Linked DNA regions of Homo sapiens: all the other regions are linked to region 1. Evidence: chromatin contacts called from ENCODE Hi-C data. All regions are on one chromosome and are shown on one strand. Each heading gives the region's core, a stretch centred on a gene start or an enhancer-like site at or near the end of the contact. The rest is flanking DNA. Distances are from core to core; before and after follow the strand shown.

What was found. Hi-C counts contacts between places; a loop is a spot of excess contacts on that map. Pooled maps may share reads with other maps.
Region 2: a map of CD8-positive, alpha-beta T cell shows a loop between it and region 1 (18-fold over the local background). The contact joins the enhancer-like site here to the promoter of SMARCA2 in region 1. A Hi-C loop is called at or near these places in 3 of 168 maps with a recorded cell type or tissue (CD8-positive, alpha-beta T cell, naive thymus-derived CD4-positive, alpha-beta T cell and natural killer cell), 2 of 37 single-sample maps with no recorded cell type and 11 of 50 pooled maps.
Region 3: a map with no recorded cell type shows a loop between it and region 1 (7-fold over the local background). The contact joins the enhancer-like site here to the promoter of SMARCA2 in region 1. A Hi-C loop is called at or near these places in 1 of 37 single-sample maps with no recorded cell type and 3 of 50 pooled maps.
Region 4: a map of CD8-positive, alpha-beta T cell shows a loop between it and region 1 (12-fold over the local background). The contact joins the promoter of DOCK8-AS2 here to the promoter of SMARCA2 in region 1. A Hi-C loop is called at or near these places in 1 of 168 maps with a recorded cell type or tissue (CD8-positive, alpha-beta T cell), 1 of 37 single-sample maps with no recorded cell type and 7 of 50 pooled maps.
Region 5: a loop to region 1 is called in a map of ascending aorta, with 7 times the contacts of the local background. The contact joins the enhancer-like site here to the promoter of SMARCA2 in region 1. A Hi-C loop is called at or near these places in 1 of 168 maps with a recorded cell type or tissue (ascending aorta), 1 of 37 single-sample maps with no recorded cell type and 8 of 50 pooled maps.
Region 6: a pooled map shows a loop between it and region 1 (3-fold over the local background). The contact joins the promoter of KANK1-AS1 here to the promoter of SMARCA2 in region 1. A Hi-C loop is called at or near these places in 2 of 168 maps with a recorded cell type or tissue (chondrocyte and endothelial cell of umbilical vein) and 5 of 50 pooled maps.

The regions. Positions count from the first base shown.
Region 1 is chr9:2,013,420-2,016,831 of GRCh38, forward strand. It overlaps SMARCA2 (SWI/SNF related BAF chromatin remodeling complex subunit ATPase 2), which reads left to right and starts at 1,928. Exons shown (of 34, transcript NM_003070.5): 1 at 1,928-1,985. RefSeq lists enhancers at 1,428-1,477, 1,538-1,587, 2,374-2,930 and silencers at 1,638-1,977, 3,118-3,287.
Region 2 is chr9:276,538-280,167 of GRCh38, forward strand. All of the region lies in intron 2 of DOCK8 (dedicator of cytokinesis 8), which reads left to right. Among named protein-coding and RNA genes, the nearest start is that of DOCK8-AS1, 63 kb to the left of the region's middle. Within about 2 kb of position 1,479, at least 6 of the 41 ENCODE cell types and tissues checked have a DNase peak (open chromatin) inside an H3K27ac peak, as active enhancers do; they include CD8-positive, alpha-beta T cell and natural killer cell, where a contact is called at or near this core.
Region 3 is chr9:3,506,601-3,510,054 of GRCh38, forward strand. The region is part of intron 1 of RFX3 (regulatory factor X3); the gene reads right to left. Among named protein-coding and RNA genes, the nearest start is that of RFX3, 18 kb to the right of the region's middle. Within about 2 kb of position 1,956, at least 5 of the 41 ENCODE cell types and tissues checked have a DNase peak (open chromatin) inside an H3K27ac peak, as active enhancers do.
Region 4 is chr9:468,175-471,622 of GRCh38, forward strand. DOCK8-AS2 (DOCK8 antisense RNA 2) reads right to left here and starts at 1,955. Exons shown (of 2, transcript XR_002956871.2): 1 at 1,140-1,955. It also overlaps a transcript of KANK1 not described here. RefSeq lists enhancers at 783-832, 1,073-1,172, 1,705-2,230, 1,733-1,882 and a silencer at 1,993-2,042.
Region 5 is chr9:749,929-753,237 of GRCh38, forward strand. LOC124902109 (a long non-coding RNA gene) reads right to left here. Exons shown (of 4, transcript XR_007061394.1): 2 at 423-657. Among named protein-coding and RNA genes, the nearest start is that of KANK1-AS1, 66 kb to the left of the region's middle. Within about 2 kb of position 1,868, at least 10 of the 41 ENCODE cell types and tissues checked have a DNase peak (open chromatin) inside an H3K27ac peak, as active enhancers do; they include ascending aorta, where a contact is called at or near this core.
Region 6 is chr9:683,372-686,804 of GRCh38, forward strand. It overlaps KANK1-AS1 (KANK1 antisense RNA 1), which reads right to left and starts at 2,184. Exons shown (of 3, transcript NR_198989.1): 1 at 2,157-2,184. The region is part of intron 2 of KANK1 (KN motif and ankyrin repeat domains 1); the gene reads left to right.

The DNA of each region.
Region 1 (3,412 bases), core at 678-3,177:
GTCTTGTTTAAAATTTCTCCCTATATATTTCTCAGTTAATAGTTATACCGGCATATCCTCAGGCAGAAAAACAAGTTCTTACAATGGATCCTTCAGGGCACACTATATTCTATTTCTCTTAGCTGTGTTATCTTTCGTTGTCTTGAGGTTCACTTCAAGATAGACAGAAAATGATGAAGCTAAAGTTAACAAGCAAGTAGCAAGACCTTAGAAAGCTATAGGGTGGGTGATCACCAACACTCCCAGCCATCATGAAAATGCTGCCCTAGTGGGCTCTGCTTCAGCCAGCAGTGGACCAGTGATATAAAGAATTCTTGCTTCTTAATGACTACATGGCAGTATTTGGCGTTCTTTCCATTACTTCTTGTCTTCAACTTATCCAGCCTGAAGTTTTAAGCATCCTAGAACTGCATTTCAGACCCAGTTGCTCAAATGGAGTCAATTTTGCAACAGTAAAATGGTCTTAAAATAGGATTTTACTCTAGGGGGAAGAATCCTCAACCAGATAGTCACAGTGCACTTTGAATGACTAATTTAAGCCATTACATTACGAAATAAGGGATAAATCATACTTTTCATAACACTACTGCATAGGAACAGTTTTAAGAGTCAAGCATCTACATTAATCTGAGTCTAAAATAATAGGCCCCTGATTTAAAGTCTCCTAACATTCTTTCACACTTCATAAAACTAAAAATAAAATTGTCTCACCAAACACCGACCTATTGGTCCGGCCAAAGTACTGTATTTCAAGGAAAATTGGAGCAAAGAGGTCTCAAAACCGCGACTTGCCAGCAAATTACAATTTGCAGCCTTAATTGGTCTCAAATGCGGGGTGAGAGGGAAGAGACTACGGTCTGTAGAAAATAAGAGATTTATTCCCCTTTTTAAATCAAAACCAGATTCCATGCTTCAGCCGCCCCCTAACCCGCCAGCCCCGCCCCCAGGGTTTGTTTTTCCATATTTTTGTATATATTTTAGCGAAGATGGCAGGTGAGGGAAGGTTATAGTGCTGTACCTAGTCCACGAAGTAAACAGAGAGGTTAGGGTGGGTTTACTTATTTATAAGGCGTTCAGCCTCTCAGCTGTTTCTCCCTCGTTGGCATTTGGAAGCTTGCAGTCCTTCAGGGAAGAGACAGATTTGGCAGGAACGTTCTTTGTGCCCGCCTCCCTTTTCTATTTTTTATTTTTTTACCTGGAATAGGGGGCAGATTTATAATGACAGCCTTAGGGAAGGGGGAGAAAAAGTTTCAGCCGGCACGACAATGCCCGTTTTTTCCACAGTCCACACTGTGCCACAAACAGCTTTGGTGCCACTCGGAGCCCGTCCCCCGTCCCCTCCCTCTCTCTCTGCAGGCTCGCACTGGCAGGCGGAGGCACAGTTAAATTCCAGCACCTTCTCCACATACCCCCGAACTACTACGCGCTATTACTACGGCTGCCCTCCGTTTTCGCTTCGCCTCCTCCCCTTCCGCAGTCTCCCTGGAGGAGCCCCGCGGCGCCCGAGGAAGAGGACTGCCAGGGAAGGGACAGCGGGCGCCCAGCTCCAGCAGGGCTTGGGGCTTTCTGCATCCCGCGCAGTTTCTCTGCTCCAGGCACAAACGCGGCCCGAGAGCCGGCGCCTTGCAGTCACACACGGATCCACGCATACAGTAGAGCTGTCTAGATCCACATTCTTGCACACCGCCCCCTCCTCCCCCCGCGCTCCCGGAGTCGCTGAGCTGAGCGAGTGACAGGCGCGTCCCGCCAACCCGCGCCCGGACGGGCAGGGAGGAGCGGCGCGCGGGGCCAACTGCGGCGCGTCTTCCGGCGCCCGCGGAGGAGGCGAGGGTGGGACGCTGGGCGGAGCCCGAGTTTAGGAAGAGGAGGGGACGGCTGTCATCAATGAAGTCATATTCATAATCTAGTCCTCTCTCCCTCTGTTTCTGTACTCTGGGTGACTCAGAGAGGGAAGAGATTCAGCCAGCACACTCCTCGCGAGCAAGGTAAATATAACTTACAACTCTTTTCTCCTCTTTCCCCTCCCTTCGGCCGCCCCGCTGCAGCCGCCGCTCAGACCCCTCCGGCACCACGCCGCCTTCGCCCGGGATTATCCATTATTATCCTAATTATTATTTATTGTGCATGCAAGGAGACCAAAACAAACAGGCGGGCCAACCGCCGCGACAAAAAAAAGCCCGCCTCCTCCCCGCGGGCCTCAGGTGGAATGCTCTAACGACAGCTCCCAGGCGGCGGTGGAAGAAACGAGAAAGTTTCAACCGAACCTTGCTGTTCTAATAATAACAGTAATAATTACTACTTCAAGGGGGCAAAGGAGGAAAAAAATCCCAACAAGCCACAGCCTTGATCCTGAGTGGGCAGTCAGAGGCGCTGCCAACTCAAGGTTGCAACACACACATTGGGCCAGGTTGCAATCCCCCCATCCCCTTAAAAGTGAGGCGGCGGGGAGGGGGGTGGCCGCAGGAGGGGGAAGGCCTGGGGGACAGGGGAGGAGGATGGAAACGCTACTGTTCATCCCGGGCAACCCTCCCCGGAAGAGTTGGAAGGGGAACGGGAAAGGAGGGCGGGGAGCCCAGGCTGGCGGCGGGGCGCCAACGGACGCTGTTGCCACCCGCTTCCCAGGGACTTGTTCAAAGGGCTCCGGCTGCGGAGACGTGAGCGGATCGCAGCGGGAGAAGCCTGAGCTGACGCGCGAAGGAGGTAGCGGCCACTGCCGCGGGGCCGGTGCGTGCCTGATCGGAGGTGTCACCTCCACTTTCCGCGTTTCCTCCGGCGTGGATGGGGAGGCTGATTGGTAGGCAGGCCTTTAGGCAAAGGGGCTGCCAGGGGGCTGCGCCCCGGGCGCTGCGGACGTCCCTGCCTCTGGTACCTGGCGGCAGCGCAGGCTCGGGTGTTAAAGTTCGGGATGTCCGGCCCGGGCCGCACTGCTGGAGGGAAGGGAGGAGGCCCCCAAGGAGGTCGGAGGTGCCCGCCAGCCTCCGTTACCCTGCCCTCCCTCTCCCCGGGTCCGTGTTCTTTTGCTTCGCGTCTTCCCCTTGCTTGCGCCGCGGGAGCTGCGGGCGTGGGGCGCCTGCGATCGTCCGGGTGCTAGGGGCGCGCCGGGACCCAGGAGAGCCACGGCGGCGGCTGCGGGCCCGGGAGGCCATGATCCGGATAATCCTGTCTGCCTGACTGTCACAAACAGGACCCGCGCACCACCGGGCAGCGGCGGTGTGGTTCGCCCGGGAAGGGGAAGGGCTGCGGTGGGGAGGGAATAGGGGGGTGGCGAGGGCGGGAGGCGGGGAGACCGGGTAGGAGCCTCCTCCCAACGATGACACGCACTCCTTCCTTCTCGCTCCCTGCTCAGGAGTTTGCTTTATTCCCATCCCAACCTGGTTTACCCCTTCCTTTGCTCTCCCCCTCCACCCGGCCG
Region 2 (3,630 bases), core at 229-2,728, 1.7 Mb before region 1:
GAAGTTGGTTTTCTAGATGTGATGATAAACTTGTCCCAGGTCTATTTGACACTCCTACCAAAATCCTTTGTGACCAGGGCTAGAAGGCAGCTGTGGCTAGTAAATAACCCTGTGTGTAGACTCACTTATTGGCTTTGGCATTCTCTATTGCCACAGCTGTGTGAATAGATTAACCAGAGACCCTCTGGTGCCAGCCACCTATTCAGGCAAACAAGTCTATAATCAGTACCTCTGTTAAAATGAAACTGTAATATACTATTGTCTTTTCATTTATTTATTTATTTATTTAGAGACAGGGCCTTGCTCTGTCGCCCAGGCTGGAGTGCAGTGGTACAATCTTGGCTCACTACAACCTCCGCCTCCCAGGCTCAAGCGATTCTCCTGCCTCAGCCTCCCAAGTAACTGGGACCACAGGCGCACCATTGCGCCTGGCTAATTTTTGTATTTTTTTTGTAGAGACGGAGTTTCTCCATGTTGTCCAGGCTGGTCTTGAACTCCTGAGCTTCAGTGATCTGCCTGCCTTGGCCTCCCAAAGTGCTGGGATTACAGGTATGAGTCATTACACCCGGCCTATTTTCTGATTGTTCAAAGTAGAAGCCAGGCACAATGGCTCATGGCTGTATGTAATCCCAACAATTTGGGAGGCAGAGGCAGGAGGATAGCTTGAAGCCAAGAGTTCGAGGCCAGCCTAGGCAACATAGTGAGAACTCATCTCTACAACAAAGTTAAAAAGAAAAATTAGCCAGGCATGGTGGCACATGCCTTTAGTCCCAGCTACTTGCGAGGCTGAGGCAGAAGGATCACTTGAACTCAGGAGTTGGAGGCTGCAGTGAGCCATGATTGAGCCACAGTACTCTAGCCTGGGCAACAGAGTGAGACCCTGTCTCAGAAAAGAAAAGAGAAGAGAGGAGAAGAGAAAGAGAGAAGAGAAGAGAAGAGAAGAGAAGAGAAGACATACAAAAGAAGAGTAACATACAAGAGAAGAGTTAGGAGACCCTGTCTCAGAGGAAAGGAGGGGAGGGGAGGCGAGAGGACAAGAGAAGAAAGAGTTAGGATCTATGCCCTAAGGAAGTAAGGAGGATTTGAGACTGTGTAGGTGGTTAATAACCTTAAGCTACATATTTTATGGAGGGAAAAATCCTATTTTTAAAAGTGAGAATAGAACAATTTTGAAGTGAAATGGAATGAATTAGCTGGACCATAACGGCTCTGACTGAAGAAAAGGATGTAAAAAGCCACATCCTGGATATGTACCAAACACCATGGTTACATGGCATGTTTGTATATGTAACATTTATTTAAAAAAAAAGTCTCATAGCTTAGAAGGCATTTATTTTTGTTATGTGTATAGGCTTCTGTGCAATAAAGCAGCCTTTTTTATTTTACAGCTCATGATGACTTAAATGGTTAATTGCCTGATAAATATGGTCCTCTTTTATTCTTCTGATTCTGTTGTTCTTTTGCACTTCATCTTTCAAGGGGTTGGGCTATTCTTAGGTTTCACTGATTGCACTGGAAGGGACATGACGGAAAATGAAGATCTCAAGATAATTTTCTTGCAAATTCACAATGGAAGATAAAAGGAAAGAGTGGCAGGCATTCTGCACACAGAGCAGACGTTTCTTTATTGTCATTGTTCAGCAGAGGAATCAACTCAGCCTTGGTGAAACTAGAGTGATGCCCATGGTGGCATGTCAGCATCTCCCTCTTAGTGGCATCAGTGCTAGATTGTTGTTGTTGGAAGCAGGAGAGTGTTTAGTCCATAAAGTACAGAACTTCGATATCACAGAAGCTAGAAGAACTTTACTGCCTTCAGCTTCGTTTAAAGATAGTAGAGAGCTTACTCATTCGTTTTAGAAATATGTATTGGGTCTCTATGTCAGGAACTGCTGGCACAGCAGTGAGATTGAAGATACAACAGTGAATACAATAGAGGGCCTATCCTCATAGAGTTTGCCTTTCAGAATGAGGGACAGACGCAGACAAATAGAAAATGTCGATTGTGTCAGGGAGTATTGAGGGCTTTGAAGAATGAAATCGTGACCCAGAAGAGATGCTTTTAGATTGGATCATCCGTGAAGGCCTCTATCTAGAAAGGAGACACTTGGGCAGAATTCTGAATGAACTTGACGGACATCTGAAGGAAAAATATTCCAGTCAGAAGGAACAGTACGTGCAAAGTCCCCAAAACTTCAATAAGTGACGTGCTCCAGAAGCAGCAAGGAAGCAGAATGAGGCCTGAACAGAGTGGGCAGTAGGAAATGCAGTCATAGAGAAAGCAGGGCTGGGTCACAGGCCTCAGAGACTGTAGAACATTGGCTCCTACTCTAAGACAGGAAGCTGCTGTGAGCATTGAGGTTGGGCGTGGAACCATTTGACTTTTTATGAGGATCACTCTGGCTGCAGTGTGGAAAATAGACTGGACGAGGGAGGGCAGTTAGGAAGATGTCACGGTAACTCAGGAAAGCAATACCGGTGCTTTGGACGAGGGTGGTGGCAGAAGAGAAAGTGAGAAGTATTCTGGATATATTTCAGAAGAAAGTGGATAGGATTTTCTGATGGGTGATATGTAGAGTGTAGGAGAAAGAGAAGAAGCAAGATTGACTTTAATGTTTTCCACCTGGGCAATTGGTGGACTGGAATTGCCACTTGCAGAAGTGTGGAGGTATGGAAGGTATGGGAAGAGCAGATTGCCAGGAAAGTTGAGTTAGTTTTGAACTCATTGTGTTTGAGAGGTCTGTTAAATTATCAAGTAGTGATGTTGAGGTGTAATTGGAAAAGTCAACCTGGAATTTATGGCAGAAGTTGAGGCTGCAGATATAAACTTGTAATTTTAAAAATGTATATTTAAAGCCATGGGAGTGAATGAGTTCATTTGAGATTGAATGCAGATTGAGAAGAGATTTAGAATTGAACTCCAGGGCACTGCATAGCAGGAGGAAAACCTAGTAAAAGTGGTATCTGTAAAATAGAGGAACGAACTGTCACAATTTGCCTGGTACTGAGGATTTTCTCAGTACATGAGACTTTAAGAGACTGGGACACCCTGAGACAATTGGTTGCCTTCCATGGGAAGAAAGTATGTCAAGAGGGAGAGAGTGAACAACTGTGTCCAATAAACCAGGACTGAGCAAAAACCATTGAATTTGGCATCATGAAGTCTTAGGTGACTTTGACAAGGCTTGTCTGTTGTGAACAGCCAAGTAAATGTGAGGACCACTCTCCAAAAGGTAAAGAAACATGCATGAGGATACAGGTGCGCCAGCTGGAGACATCATGCCTCTTCCCCGTCCCCACCAGGAGTGGCGTGAAGCCTCCCCAGTGCTGTAACGAGGCAGCCAGGTCCTGTGTGACTGCACATGTGACTTGGGGCAAGTCATTTAACCTCTCTGTTTTCACTATCCTATTTGTGAAATATTGTTTAGATTTGTGGTTTGAGTCAGCTATCTGTATACTACACTGTGTTAGGAGCTATGTAGATTAATTTTCAACAGATATGGTTCTGGGGTTGTAGGAATTTTCAATTTGAGAACAAATTGAATCTTACCCTTTGTCAGGAGAAATAGCCTTTGACATGTGTTAGGGGCAAGGGAAATCTCAAACTTGCTTAATTTTAAAAATGAATATTTG
Region 3 (3,454 bases), core at 706-3,205, 1.5 Mb after region 1:
TCTGAAAGTAAGATATTAGCCTTGTTGGATACTAAGAAAATCCAAACAAGTCTGGAATTATATCTATATATAGATATATGAGTCTAGAATTTCACATATAGAGAAATGTATATATATAAATATAGAATGAGGTGACAGAATGTCATTTGAAAAGGTAAGAAGAAAAAGACCTGGATTAAGGTCAGCCCAATCCACTGCCAGCTACATGATACTCTATTTGAAGAAATATCCAGAAATTCATGAATTCATGCCATTAAATTCATTTTGGAAAAAAAAGAAGTAAATAAATCCAATGGAAATAATAAAAGTAAGACTGCATTGCTTGAAAGGTCATTGTAAAATCAGAACTAGACAAAATTTTTAAATAGTGAAATGTGTTTTCTAAAATTTGATTAGAGATTCCAAATTGACAATCTGAAGCTTAAACAACTATTCATTGTTTCTACTAGAAAAAGACACTGGGTCTCATGCTGAGTTCAAAAACCTTGATTATGGAGTCTTCTGCCCTCAGTAAGCTTATAAACAATTTAAAAAGATTAAGCATTTACAACTGAACAAACAAAAATCTAAATCACAATTTCCAATTAGCAGAGATAATAAGAAATTACTAGAAATGAACCCATCAAGTTAGGGACCACTCAAATTTTAGAAGAGATTAATTGAAGTAGGGTAGAAAACACATTCTAATAGAATAAAGGATGAGAACTAAGTTTTAGAGAAAAGAAATGACAAGGCAGAATTCAGACCATATAGGATAATAATAGCAATTGCCATTTATTAAACACTCACATGTCAGGCACAGTGCTATTTTGACTATGTCATATACTGTCTTTGAAACAATCTTTTCAGGTTGATTTTATTAATCCTATTTCACAGAATTTAAGTAATCTGCCTAACATTAAACTGCTAGTCAGTGGCAGAGCTCGAATTCACACCCAGGGCTGTTCATTTTGAAGTTCATGCTCTTAACCAATACATAATACAGTTGTCCCTCCGTAACCATGGGGAATTGGTTCCAGGACCTCCATCTTAAAAAAGGGTGCCCAACTCTCTTATATAAAATAGCATAGTATTTGTGTATAGCCTGTACACATCCTCCCGTGTATACTTTAAATCATCTCTAGATTAATTATAATTCCTAATACAATGTAAGTGCTATATAAAGTTGTTATACTGTATTTACTTTTTTTATTGTTGTGTTGTTATATATTGTTTTCTTTTTTCAAGTGTTTCCCATCCTCAGCTGGTTGAATTCACAAATGCAGATCCCACAGATACGAAATGTAGACTGGTCAAAAAAGGGGAAGTACAGAGAAAAGTGGTGAAATACAAGTTTGAAAATGGACATGAGACTATAAGCTTCCTAACAGCAAAGACTGTGGTTGTTCTGTGGGACACTGTGATAACTAATAAATATTTCTTAAACGACTCTGACGAAGAGGCAATGAGGAATCCTGAAAAGATTCTGACAGAGGGAAACGTAAAACTCTGAGCTATTTCTAAAAATTCAAAAAAACCTTCTTTTTAGAGGACTCTATTAATCTGAATTTTAAAAGTTAAGTAAAAATGATTCATAAGACATTAAGACCACGTTCCATATTTGAGTTTCCTTCTCTGCACATCCAACAAATACAGCAGTCTAGTATTTAGTTACTCTGGTAACTCAATCTCTATATTCAAATCCCAATTTAAGGCTTGCAAGTATTTAGCACTTTCTATTCATTTGAATTACACTTTCAATATTTGTATTTTCCATTCTAATTTATGAGTCAGTATATATGTTGATATATCAGAAATATAGTTCAATCTAAAAGTATATTATTTAGATCTCTCCCCCTAAAAACATTAACAGAAAGTAAAATGAATGTAATGCATTATATTCTGACTCTCTCAATTCATCTGAAACAGCGGCATTAAATTTTAAAAAATGATAAAGAATAAAAAAGAGGAACTTCTAGGCAAAAAATGCAAGAGCTAACTAATATTTCATCATACTTTCGTTTATTACATCTCCCTTTTTGTTGAAGGTGAGGCTAAATCCAAAGGGAACAGTTTTACAAGAAGGTTTATCTGTGGGGATTTACACCTTGTTAAAAGCAAATGACAAGCGGTTTTCCCCCACAGGAAACATACTCCTGTTTTATATAAATGTATCCTTTCATATTTGTTACCACAAATGAGGCTGCAGAGAGCATCAGGTTACATTGGGAAGTTCAATTGCCATATTCTTGGTTTCTCTTAAATTGACTGTTTCAAATAATTAACAGGGTTAGGGCTCAAACTGCTCATCTTTAGCACAATACCGAAACTAATTCAAGTCTGAGCTCACTGATTTACTTCTAATTGTAAAACACAGACACACACACACACACACACAGAAAGAGAGACACAGAGAGGAGAGAGAGAGAAATAATTAGACAAAATCTTGGTAATTACAATTCCTGCCACAGTCCCATACTATTAAAAAGTAAACAACATAACCTTCCAAAAACTCAGATTAAGAAAATAAAAAATCAGATAATAGCATAGTTGCCAGTATTGCGTCTGGTTGCTATGGAATAAAGGGCAGTCCGTTCATATATTCATTCTGTTCATTCACTGCTACTTAAGAGCGCTGCTACACTTTTAAAGCCCAGCTGGGCAAGTCTCAGCTTGTACCACCTATATCAGCTGCCAGTATTTTACTTTTGTTCCACAAAAGAGTGACCTACAAGAACAAAGATTTCCATTTTTAAAATTCATAATTAAATGAATGTTTACAAAAATTCTTAAAACAATTAAAAGCACCTTTACCCTCATCAAAAAAGTAAAGACGTGCATACCAGGACTGAAAATTATTTACACTAATACATTGATTATGACATACATCATTAATTCCCAATAAGAGGAAATACAAATAATAGGAATTAAATATACAATATTTTTCTTTTTAAAAAACCTAGTAAGTATGGCATTTCTCCTTAAAATAAAGCCTACTGATGGTTTGGAAAACATTTTTAAATTTTATTTCTACGTCATTCTAAAAATAATCCATATACCAAAAATTACATTTGGAAATAATTAGAACATTAAGGTATTTATGCAAACTTTGAATGCAGATTTATAAAACTTGCTTTTTCTAGAAAAAAATATGGAGTTCAAAATTATAGATAAACAGTTACTTAAAACACTAAAGGCAGTACATTTGAGTTCTTTGCCTTTAAAAAAAGTTTTGTATTAGCCCTAAGAACATTTGCGGAGGAGTGTGGAGGCTGGAGTTCGACAGTCCTAATTCTGATGTTCTATGTCATTGTACAAGTCACTTACCCTCAGTTTTCTTACCTATAAGAAGTGGGGAGGAGGAAGGAGGGGTTCAACTTGATAACTTCCCAAGTCCATTCCAACTAAAAGAATCTGACTCTAAAATAAAACATTCTAATTATGTTTCTACTGAAATCCTGTATATTTGGGCCAT
Region 4 (3,448 bases), core at 705-3,204, 1.5 Mb before region 1:
AAATAAATAAATAAATAAATAAATAAAAAACTAAATTTCTGGCCAGGCACAGTGGCTCGTGCCTGTAATCCCAACCCTTTGGGAGGCCAAGGCTGGCAGTTCGCTTGAGCCCAGGAGGTCGAGACTAGTCTGACAAACATGTCAAAACCCCGTTTCTACAAAAAATACAAAAATTACCTAGGTATGGTGGTGCCTGCCTGTAGTCTCAGCTACTTGGGGGGCTGAGGCATGAATCCAGGAGTTCAAGGCTACAGTGAGCTATGATTGTGTCACTGCACTCCAGCCTGGGCAACAGAGTGAGACCCTGTCTCAAAAACCAAAACAAACAAAAAAGAAAGCAAAAACTAAATTTCTGATAATCACTAAGTTTTTAATTATGAAATTACTAGAGGAAATGCAGCATCACCTTGGTTGAAAACCATTTGGAGAGCCGTGCACATTCCTGATCCCTAAGTCCTTGATGTTGCACCCATCTTGAGGAGCAGTGCTCTCTCTGGACCGATGTTACTGAATCCAACCCAGTTCCTACTTGATGTTTGTGGCATTAGCTTGGCAGCTAGTTTTTACGTTTACTATTTTTACTACATATTAGGAGATGGCAAATTACTGATAGCCAGGATAAGGGAATGATTTTCAAGGCATTATAGCTCTAAAAAACAATTGAGAAATCAGCTCCCTCATCACTTCCTTAATGCAATGAGAGAACACGACACGGATGAACAAACTGTTCTGTTATCCAACAAGATTATCAAGAGTTATTAGTGAGATAATAAAAAAGTATATGTGACTGCCAAAAGTCTCCAGACTAAGGACCAGAAGACCTGGTTTCTTGTTCTTTCACTTTCTAGTCCTGCAATTCTGGCGAAGATACTATACTGCTCTGAGCTTCAGGGTTTTTTTCACTGTGAAAGAGGGTGCAAGTTCCTCCACATTCTTCCAATCTACTGAGGAAACCCAATGAGATAATGCATGGGAACATGTTTTGGAAACTCAAAAGTGCTGCCCAAAATGTAAGGTAACACTGTTTACAATTGACACTTCCAGAAAGTTTAGCCAGCACCCCCACACATGGCATCCGCTTCTGACAACGTTAATCAAAATCAGGCCAAAGGTGCAGGCAGGACAGAGGCCTGACTTACCAGAAAATAAACGTCTGGTCTATTCCACTTGTAGTGCCAGTTTACATTGTCTGGCGAGAGCCAACTACCAGGGCCTCCGGGTAGAAGAAAGAAAGGGTATCAGTGGAACTGAGAGTGTATACAGTGGCGCCTGAAAGCGGGTAGAAGAAAGAAAGGGTATCAGTGGAACTGAGAGTGTATACAGTGGCGCCTGAAAGCGGGTAGAAGAAAGAAAGGGTATCAGTGGAACTGAGAGTGTATACAGTGGCGCCTGAAAGCGGGTAGAAGAAAGAAAGGGTATCAGTGGAACTGAGAGTGTATACAGTGGCGCCTGAAAACCCAACCTCGCCAGGCTTCCCTGTCTCCTGTGTGCAGCATGTGTGCAGTGCATTCCCCTGGAAGGTAAATTCGCGGAGTCCCGCAGCCCACCTGTGTCCACCTAGCCTGTAAGTGCCCCCTGAGGGTATCAAAGCACGCGGACTTCCGCCTGAAGCAAAGCCACCGGGCGGCAAGTTTCCCCGTTAACAACAACGAAGACAGAGAGGACTTGGCAGCTGTGACGGATCTGCAATAATTAAACTGACGTTGCTGTTTAGAAGCCTGGGGGTCGCCTGCAGCCTCCCAGGCTCCACTCCATCGGCTCCAGCGCTGCAGGCGGGCCGTGCATGTCTCTAGATGCATATTAAGCAAAAAGTTTCTAAAGAGGATCGCGTGGAACCCAGCAATTGATTAAGAATCTCAATGGCCCTAATCCCCTGAGAATTGAACTAAGGGCTCCCCAGCAAACACAGCGATTTACATGGGGCCTAGAGAGAGCGAGCACTGCCGGGGGCGGCGGCGAAGGGCAGCAGTGGTGGGACGGGCGGGGTAGGGGGAGTTACTGAGCATGCGCCCGGGTAGGGGCGTGGGGGAGTTACTGAGCATGCGCCCAGGTAGGGGCGTGGGGGAGTTACTGAGCATGCGCCCGGGTAGGGGCGTGGGGGAGTTACTGAGCATGCGCCCGAGGGTGTTTCGGGGCGTCCGAAGCGGGCGTGCTCCAGCCTGCTCAGCAGCGAGTGGTTGGAAATTAGCAAAGTGAGAGGGTGCGTGGCCTGAGGGACTCGGGGAGGCTGAGGGCTTTTTTTCTCAACACTGTGAAGCTCAGGGAAAGGAGTAGAACTGGGAACCAAGTAAAGTAAAATCGTGGCAAGTGGGCATAGACCTGAAATCTCCTTCGTGAGGGAACCCAGAACGTGCAGCTCAATGTATGTTTGGAACGAACAGGTGAAAGGAAGCAGGAGGAGGAGGGAGTTCTAGCGAAGACTTCGGAGGGAAGCAACCCATCCCCTGCCACAAGAAAGCACCGCCACTCCAGTGGGAACGGACACGCGTGCACACAGCCACGAGTGAGGTTTGAAAGAGGCCCCACCCTCCATTACACCTGTGCTCCACCGTGGCCCCCAGCCAAGTTTAATCTCCCATTCAGCACTTACTTCTGGAAGCTTCTTTCCCTTTCCTTCCCACCACTCATTGGCCTTTCACCCCCTAGTTTTTTGTCTGTGTGTGGGACTGTCTTCCCCCACTCCCCTTGACTGAAGTTCCTTGAGAGCAGCAGCCCTCTTTTTATCAGGGAAGAGATTTGAAGCTCAGGACATTCTTATCCAAGTAGGTGCTAGCCACCTGGGTAGTCAAGACAGGGCCCTGCACAGTTAATGTGAATCTTGTCATAATGCCAGGGTTATTGTTTTGCAAGGAGCCGGTCATAGAACACTAGATTGCATTGTCACTGGGAAATAAGCTCATTCTATTAGCTTGTTTCTCAGCTAGCTTATGTAGAAATTTGCCACAGTTGTTACTGCTGGGCACCTGCCCTGGATCTGATCATCAATTATATCATCTCTTCCATCTGATGGACTGCACCTCACCCCTTGCTTTTTCAGAGCTGGCGAAGCTGGGCCAAGGAAAGCGATAGTGCCAGCTGAGTGGAATGTGCAGGAAGGGACCGAGGAGGGGCACTATGTACTGGAGAAAAGAGATGGGGTCTCCAGGACAGGGGTAAGGACACTAGACTGAGGGCACAAAGGAAGGAAACCACAAGGAAGTAGAGTAGGGAAGTGGGGAGCATGCTGAGGAGAGAGGTCAAGAGATGGTGACCGCTCTCTGCATGCCCCAAGGAGATGGTGATGACACTCCCAAGTCCATGTGGGACTCCCTCCTTATGCGGGCCTCAGTCTGTCATCTTCCTTGGAGCAGGACCAAAGTAAATAAGATAAAGTCACAATTTCTCATCCTTCTTCACTCAACTTTTCTTTGAGGTGAGTTGGCATTTTTGTAAAAGAATGCATTCTCTG
Region 5 (3,309 bases), core at 618-3,117, 1.3 Mb before region 1:
GAAGGCACCAGCTACTCCCTGCAGGGACCAGACAGTCATGGCTTTTCAAGCATGAAAGATGGCATTATTTGGAACTTGTAATGATATCCTTGAGATACCTATCCTGAATTCTGGCAAGGATCTTGCAGTGAAGCTGGAAAACAACATATCATTTTTGCAGGTGCATGCTTAGACAGAAATGTCTGATTTAGAGGATGTTGGGAAGGAGCTGGCATTTTAAGAATCCAGCTGCCCACTGCATCTCCATTAAGACCTTTGTTGATTAAATAGGTAAGAGGATGGAAAACATATCCCTCATTTTCATAAAATGGAAGCTGCATAACAAATATTCCTATTTCTAAAACCAAATGTCAATCTTGTATTTGAGCCAAAATAACTTTTACACTTGTTCCCCATTCCCCAACCCAGAAGGAACTAGTTACCCAGCCCTAGAAACCACCTGGAAGGCTAAGGCTGTACGACTGAGGGCGAGAGAAAATCCCTGAGCTGCAGACAGGCAGGTGCTGCTTTGCTGTCACTGGTGCAGGCAGCTCGATGCCTTGTTGAGGCTGGTTGTAGGAGAGCAAGTGCCAGCTGGGCAGGCCGCTTCTCATGTGTCGGGCAGCAAAGAGATTCTTGCTATGGTCCCATCTGCTCTTTTAGGAAGTACTGGATGTGCTTAAACAGGTAATAAGGAAAATATTTATTAGGTAAAATCCCTGAGAGTTCAGAGAGCTCACCCACCCCCAATCCTGCCTAAAATATGTCACCCCCACCCCCAGAAAAATCCAGTCTTCCAACAGGAAGCTTATTAGGATGAAATCTCATGCTTCGGTTTGTAACACCATCTGCCAGGACTGAGAAGTTCCGGTGCCTAGCTGAGAAATACTAGTTGAATGAATGAGTGTAAAAAAATAACTGATGGTGTTAGAAGTCAGGAGTGTTGCCATGAGGGAGCTGGAAGGAGCCCAAATGGGGCTGGTGGGCTCCTGGTAATGGTCAATTTCTTGCCTGGGGGGTAGTTGCACTGTTATGCTCACTTTGTGACCATTCATCAGGCTGTAGACACACGTGTGTGCTTTCCTGTATGTATATTAACTTCAATTTTTTTTAAAGTTTAAGAAAATGAAAAAGTTTGATCAAAAAAAACCTTGGGAAGGAAGGTGCAGATTTGAGAGTCAATATAATCAAAGAGATAGTGAAAGAAGGTAAAAACTGGAAACTCTTAGCCCTGCTATTTCTTGAATGTGACCACATAGTTTTGCATGATGGCCATTGTGGCCCACTCGTAACCTTGAATAGCAGTCACGAGGGCTGTTCTCAGATACTCCAGTTCTTTTTCTGGGCACAACAGGATCGGATGTACTACCCACACACTTTTGAAGTTACACTTGGCCATGTGACTTCTCCAATGAAACAGAAAAGGTTATGTGTCAGTTCCAGATGGAAGCCTCAAAAGCCAGTGCAGTTTACCGTATCTTGTACTCCCCTTGTCACAGTGATGATCACGGAAGCAAGTGTTGACACAGACATCCCATTAGTGTCGACCCTGAGTGACTACGTGGAATAGAGTTTCCTTGCCAAGCTGTGTTGCAGGTGTATTAGGAACAAGAAATAGTCCTTTATTATGCTAAGCCAGAGAAGCTAGGGAGTGACTTGCTGTCACAGCGTAACTTAGATTTTCTTTATCCATACAAAAACTGGTTCCTCGAAGTGAAGTGCTGCTGTGTAACCAAATGGCTTAGTTGATTGGCGGACAGCAACAAAACTGTCACTGGGGACTTAATCATAGAACAATGACAACTATTTGGATGACTATTTTCTTAATAATCCCCAGGGATGGTACATACCAGTACCATCCTAGTTGCAGAGAGAGAATGTAACCTATTATCTACAGTGGATGCCTTAGGGCACTAGGGACTACATATTTTTGTGAAAGGAAAGCCATTTCCTGTGTACAGTCTGCCTAGATTGTCTCTTAGAAACGTGTAGCTCTCAAACTTTGGTGTGCATCGGAATCCCCAGGAGGGTTTGTGAAAACACACTGCTGGGCCTCAACCTCGACTTTCCAATTCGGTAGGTCTGGAAAGAGGCTCAAGAATTGGCATTTCTAACAAGTTCCCAGGTGGTGCTGATGCTTCTGGTCCAGAAACCCCACTTTGAGAAATGCTGCTCTAGAGGAAGGGCTCTGATAAGGAGGATTCCTGTCCATCAGGGAGCTCTAAAGTGTCTGTTCTTTCATCTTTGTAGGCTTTCGTCTTTTGCAGTTTCCAGTGACTAAACCTTATGAGTTAACTTGTTCCCTGTGGAACTTTTGCTTCCCAGTATAAAAAACAAATTCTGCAAAGATACCATTGCCCAATAGGAAGTCTTTCTACAGCTTGTACAATATATCAAGTGTTTATAAATCCTGTATTCATCCAGAATTTGGCCATAGAACTTGACTCACAGCAGTCTTAAAAAAAAAAAATGACTCATACATTTCCCTTAGAAAGTAATGTTTCTTTATGCTAATCCCATGAGTTTCTGTGTCAGCTCACTCCCTTATGAATGCACATTTTAAAAAATCATGGTTGGCCGGGTGCGGTGGCTCATGCCTGTAATCCCAGTACTTTGGGAGGCTGAGGTGGGTGGATCGCCTGAGGTCAGGAGTTCGAGACTAGCCTGGCCGACATAGTGAAATCCTGTCTCTAATAAAAATACAAAAATTAGCTGGGCATGGTGGTGGGCACCTGTAATCCCAGCTACTCAGGAGGCTGAGGCAGGAGAATCGCTTGAACCCGGGAGGCGGAGGTTACAATGAGCCGAGATAGTGCCGTTGCACTCCAGCCTGGACAACAAGAGCAAAACTTTGTCTCAAAAAATAATAAAAAAAATCATGGTCTCCTCTGGAAACCCAGGTGGCATGGAGGAGAGTGTGCTGCACTGCTGCCCTCTCAGCTGCTGCCTCTGCATTCCATCCTGGGTTCTGATTCTGCCATCAGGCAGAAGTGCACAGTGTTTTTCCTTTCCAGAGCAGAAAAACGGTCATCCTAGGTGTTCACACTGAGATGCAAGAGACTGAGTCATCTGTGTTGGAAAGCCACAGGGGTCCAATGAACCCAGGAACCAATTGAAGATCCTCTTGCCTAAGGACACATATGGTATGTCCACAGCGCTAAGTTCAGAGACCAAGTTGAGATGAGTTAGAAGAGGGAGAAGACATCAGTGTTTCACTGGGAAAGGAGGCAACTTGTTTATATCTTCTCTCATCTGTAAATTCACCTCCAAGAGACAAGACACTCAGAAAGTACACTTGCTGAGATTGATTAATGGAAGGCCTTGAATGAC
Region 6 (3,433 bases), core at 934-3,433, 1.3 Mb before region 1:
AAACACATAGGTAGGAGCCTGCCATAAGCACGTAGGTAAGAACTAAAAGGGTGTGTTTCCATTTCAGTTGTCCAGCCTTCCTTCCATACTCTCAGATGACAAAACACAAGTTGCTGAGCTCACACAGCTAATGACTAAGCCAGAAGTTGGACATGGAGAACATTTTTCCTTTGTTCAAGGTTATTTATTATGTTGACATTTAAAATCAGAAGTGTGATATCTGTGAAGTTCTGATTAAACAGATCAAGTGAAAAGGATGTAGTTCAGAAAACTGCATAAAACCCTAAAGTACAGTGTTTAAAAATAAAACGTCCTCCCTGATAGGGATTATGTTGGTAAGTTACTTTTTTTCTTAGTATGGATTATTTCAAATTAATAAACATATTGTTATTCCTTTATTTATTGCATCATACAGCTTCATCCTAGTATTAGTGTGTTTAATAATTGCATTTAATTAGATTATGCATTTCAACTTTCAATGAAACTGTAGCTGTTAGTCTTTTGAAGGCTAATTTCACGCTGAAATTTATAGATGAAATAATTTTCTTATAGTGGTGGTGTTTGAGAAGATAATGTAACTACTTCTTAGATTTCAATTTCATAACCCTTAAAATGTTGGGACCACCTACAAATGGGGGACACCCTGGGTTTTGAAGTCTTGCCTGTGTGGTTAATCAGAACCTCAGAATTCACCCAGCCCCCGGAGAGGTTTTGAAAAGCCCCTGGCTCATCAGAGCTTGCTTGTTTCATAAACTCTTAAGGCTTTGTTTTAACCTGTAGCCAGCTTCGCCTTATAAGCTTTCTTGCCCCAAGCCTTGAGCCAGTCATAATGGCTTAAGCATCAGATTTCAGACAGGCGATTAGCTCTCCAGCTAAGCCAAGAAAGGATGATTTATCTTCCAGTGAGTACCAGCCTATTTGAGTGTAGGAAGGAGAAAAATCTGTGCTCCTGCTCCTGGGTACTGGGCAAAGAAACCCTTTGGTTGGGGATTTTTGCCTGGTACCAACTTTATAGGTGCCAACAAGAAAGAAAGAAAAAAACACATACAAAATAAACACCCAACAGGGAGATTCGCTGTGTTAAGAACTCGAGCTGTTGCTATTATTCTAAGAGACTGGGTAGCCAGTCAAAGGGTTAAAACAGCCCTTCCTACAAGGATTTGAAAACTCTGTGCTCTGCTCTTCCTCAGCAGACTTCTCGTTGTGAGTATTGGCATTTATTTCTGATTATGCACTTCCCCTCTTTCTTGAATGAGTTGGGTGGGCTAGCTGAGCCCATCAAAGGTATAGCTCATTTGCTTCCTTTTCCAGGGTTTGCCTTCTTCCTGTGTCTGGGATAATTTCAGTTCATCTCCTTTGTGCAGTTTCTGAGAAAGGTTTGTATGGGCTTAGAGGAAAATGATCGTGACTAAAGCTCACAGTCACCGCTTTGGCTCCTTTTCTATAAAAGGTGGTTTGATTTGATCTGGCATGAAAAATATTATCATAATTCTCAAATTCACAGAAACGATAAGTTCTTGCTCTTTCCTGACCAAAAAAAAAAATTAATTGCATTGGGTAGACTTCTCTAATAAAACCTTTAAGGAGACCCATCCAGGAAATCAGATTTTATAAGATTCATTCAAACAGTTGTAGAAATTCTAAGTTCAAAAACCAAAAGCAGACTCTTTTCTTTTTCCTTCCTTGGCTTCTCTGTTGGATATTTTTGGAGTGAGCCTTAACTGAGTTACTCATTTCCACATGCTTTAGGAAAAGTATGCTCATGTTTTACAGGCTAAGCCTGGTTCTGCTTTTGAGCTGCAGTTCATTATGAATCCGGAAAACACAGGTTTTTGAAATGCGGCCCATTTGTACATATAGCATTAGTCATCTCAGCTGGTAGTTCTATACGATGAGTTATCTCACCACTTAAAAATAAGTACGCTGCTATTTTGAGATTTAAAAATATATATAGTGACCAGATTTCTTACCCTAGTTAAAGCAAGCCATGGCTGAAACTCAGATTAAACAATATTCTATAAAAATGAGAGAAGGCCACTCTAATCAACAGATAGAAAAACAGAACTATAGACATAAGGGAGAGCTGTGCTAAGGGACAAATTGTTGGATTTGTAGGATTTGTTCGTATCCTGAAAGTTAAATCTTTGTACTCTTACCTTGTTTATGGCCAGATTTGCCTGATCCCTGATTTCCCTCCCAACTGGATCAGAGGTTGTGGAATTGGAATTTCACCATACAAACCTTTACTTAAAGGAGGTAGTACTAGAGTAACCATTTATGGGAACAGTTTGCTACTAATAGTTACTAGTACTGAGTTTATTTTAGTTCCTTTTTCATGATTTTATTCCATTGGAAAAGTTTTCTCTCAGGGATCTTTTCTACTTTGGACATGATCTCTGTTAGGCAGAATCAAAAGATAGCTGTGTGGCTTTCTGAATTTAGTCTCACAATATTTGGTTTAGTTGATAAATCCCATCCATCAGCTTTGCAAATAATTTTGTGAAAACATTGATTCAGCTTGTCCTGCCCAATTTTCCCATCCCTGCCCAGTTTACTGAGTGCCTTTTCCATTTGCATCCACTGTCCATTAGGCCAAGGCGTTTGAAGTGTTTCTGTACAGCAGGTACATTTAAGACTCTCCAGGAAGAAAGGGGGAAGAATATTCCAAACTGAAAACATCAAAGAGAGAGATGGGGTATTTCCAGTAACTTATATGCCCAGTGCTTAATATCTTAAAAACCCTACTCATGTGCATCAGCTCTTACTTTTTTCTAACTAAAACCAGAAAAAAGTTCTCTCTTCCTCTGTTCTCAGTATCCCCCTCATGTAAGTCTGTCTACCCAACACGGTGCAGCCGATTTATTTATTTTTCCCTCAGCATTTTTAGGTGGATTGACTGGGATGCTTTATTCAACTCAGGGACGCACCACGAATATGTTTTTTGGGGCAACCCGTTTGGCATGTTCCCCCTCAGCTGTGAGGACAAAGACTGGTTTGTCTTCTTGTGACCTGGCAGAGGAGGCAGAAGTACCTGCTGAGCTTATGCAGCATGTACCCCAACCGGTGCCCCACCTCTTCAAGTGGTGAATCAGCCTGATGATACACTGATTTTTAGAACACGCTAGGGTGGAGACCTGGAAGTCTGTACACTGGTCGGGGAGGGAGGGATGGTTTGCATGTCAAACCATTTCAACAATGCAGCTTACAGGAAAAAAAAATTAATTGCAAAACACTGTGATGCCCTTTGCCACCAGATTTTTCCATTAGCACCACACTTTATACAGCTTCCAAGTCTGCCCCAGGGACAACTGTTTGGCAGTGTGAGGGGAAATGGCAGCATCACGTCATAAGTGCAATGATTGTTACCTATGAGCCTATCCGGTAAGGGATCTGAGTGGGCCCAAGCATCACACACGTGCTGGAGCTGAGTGTT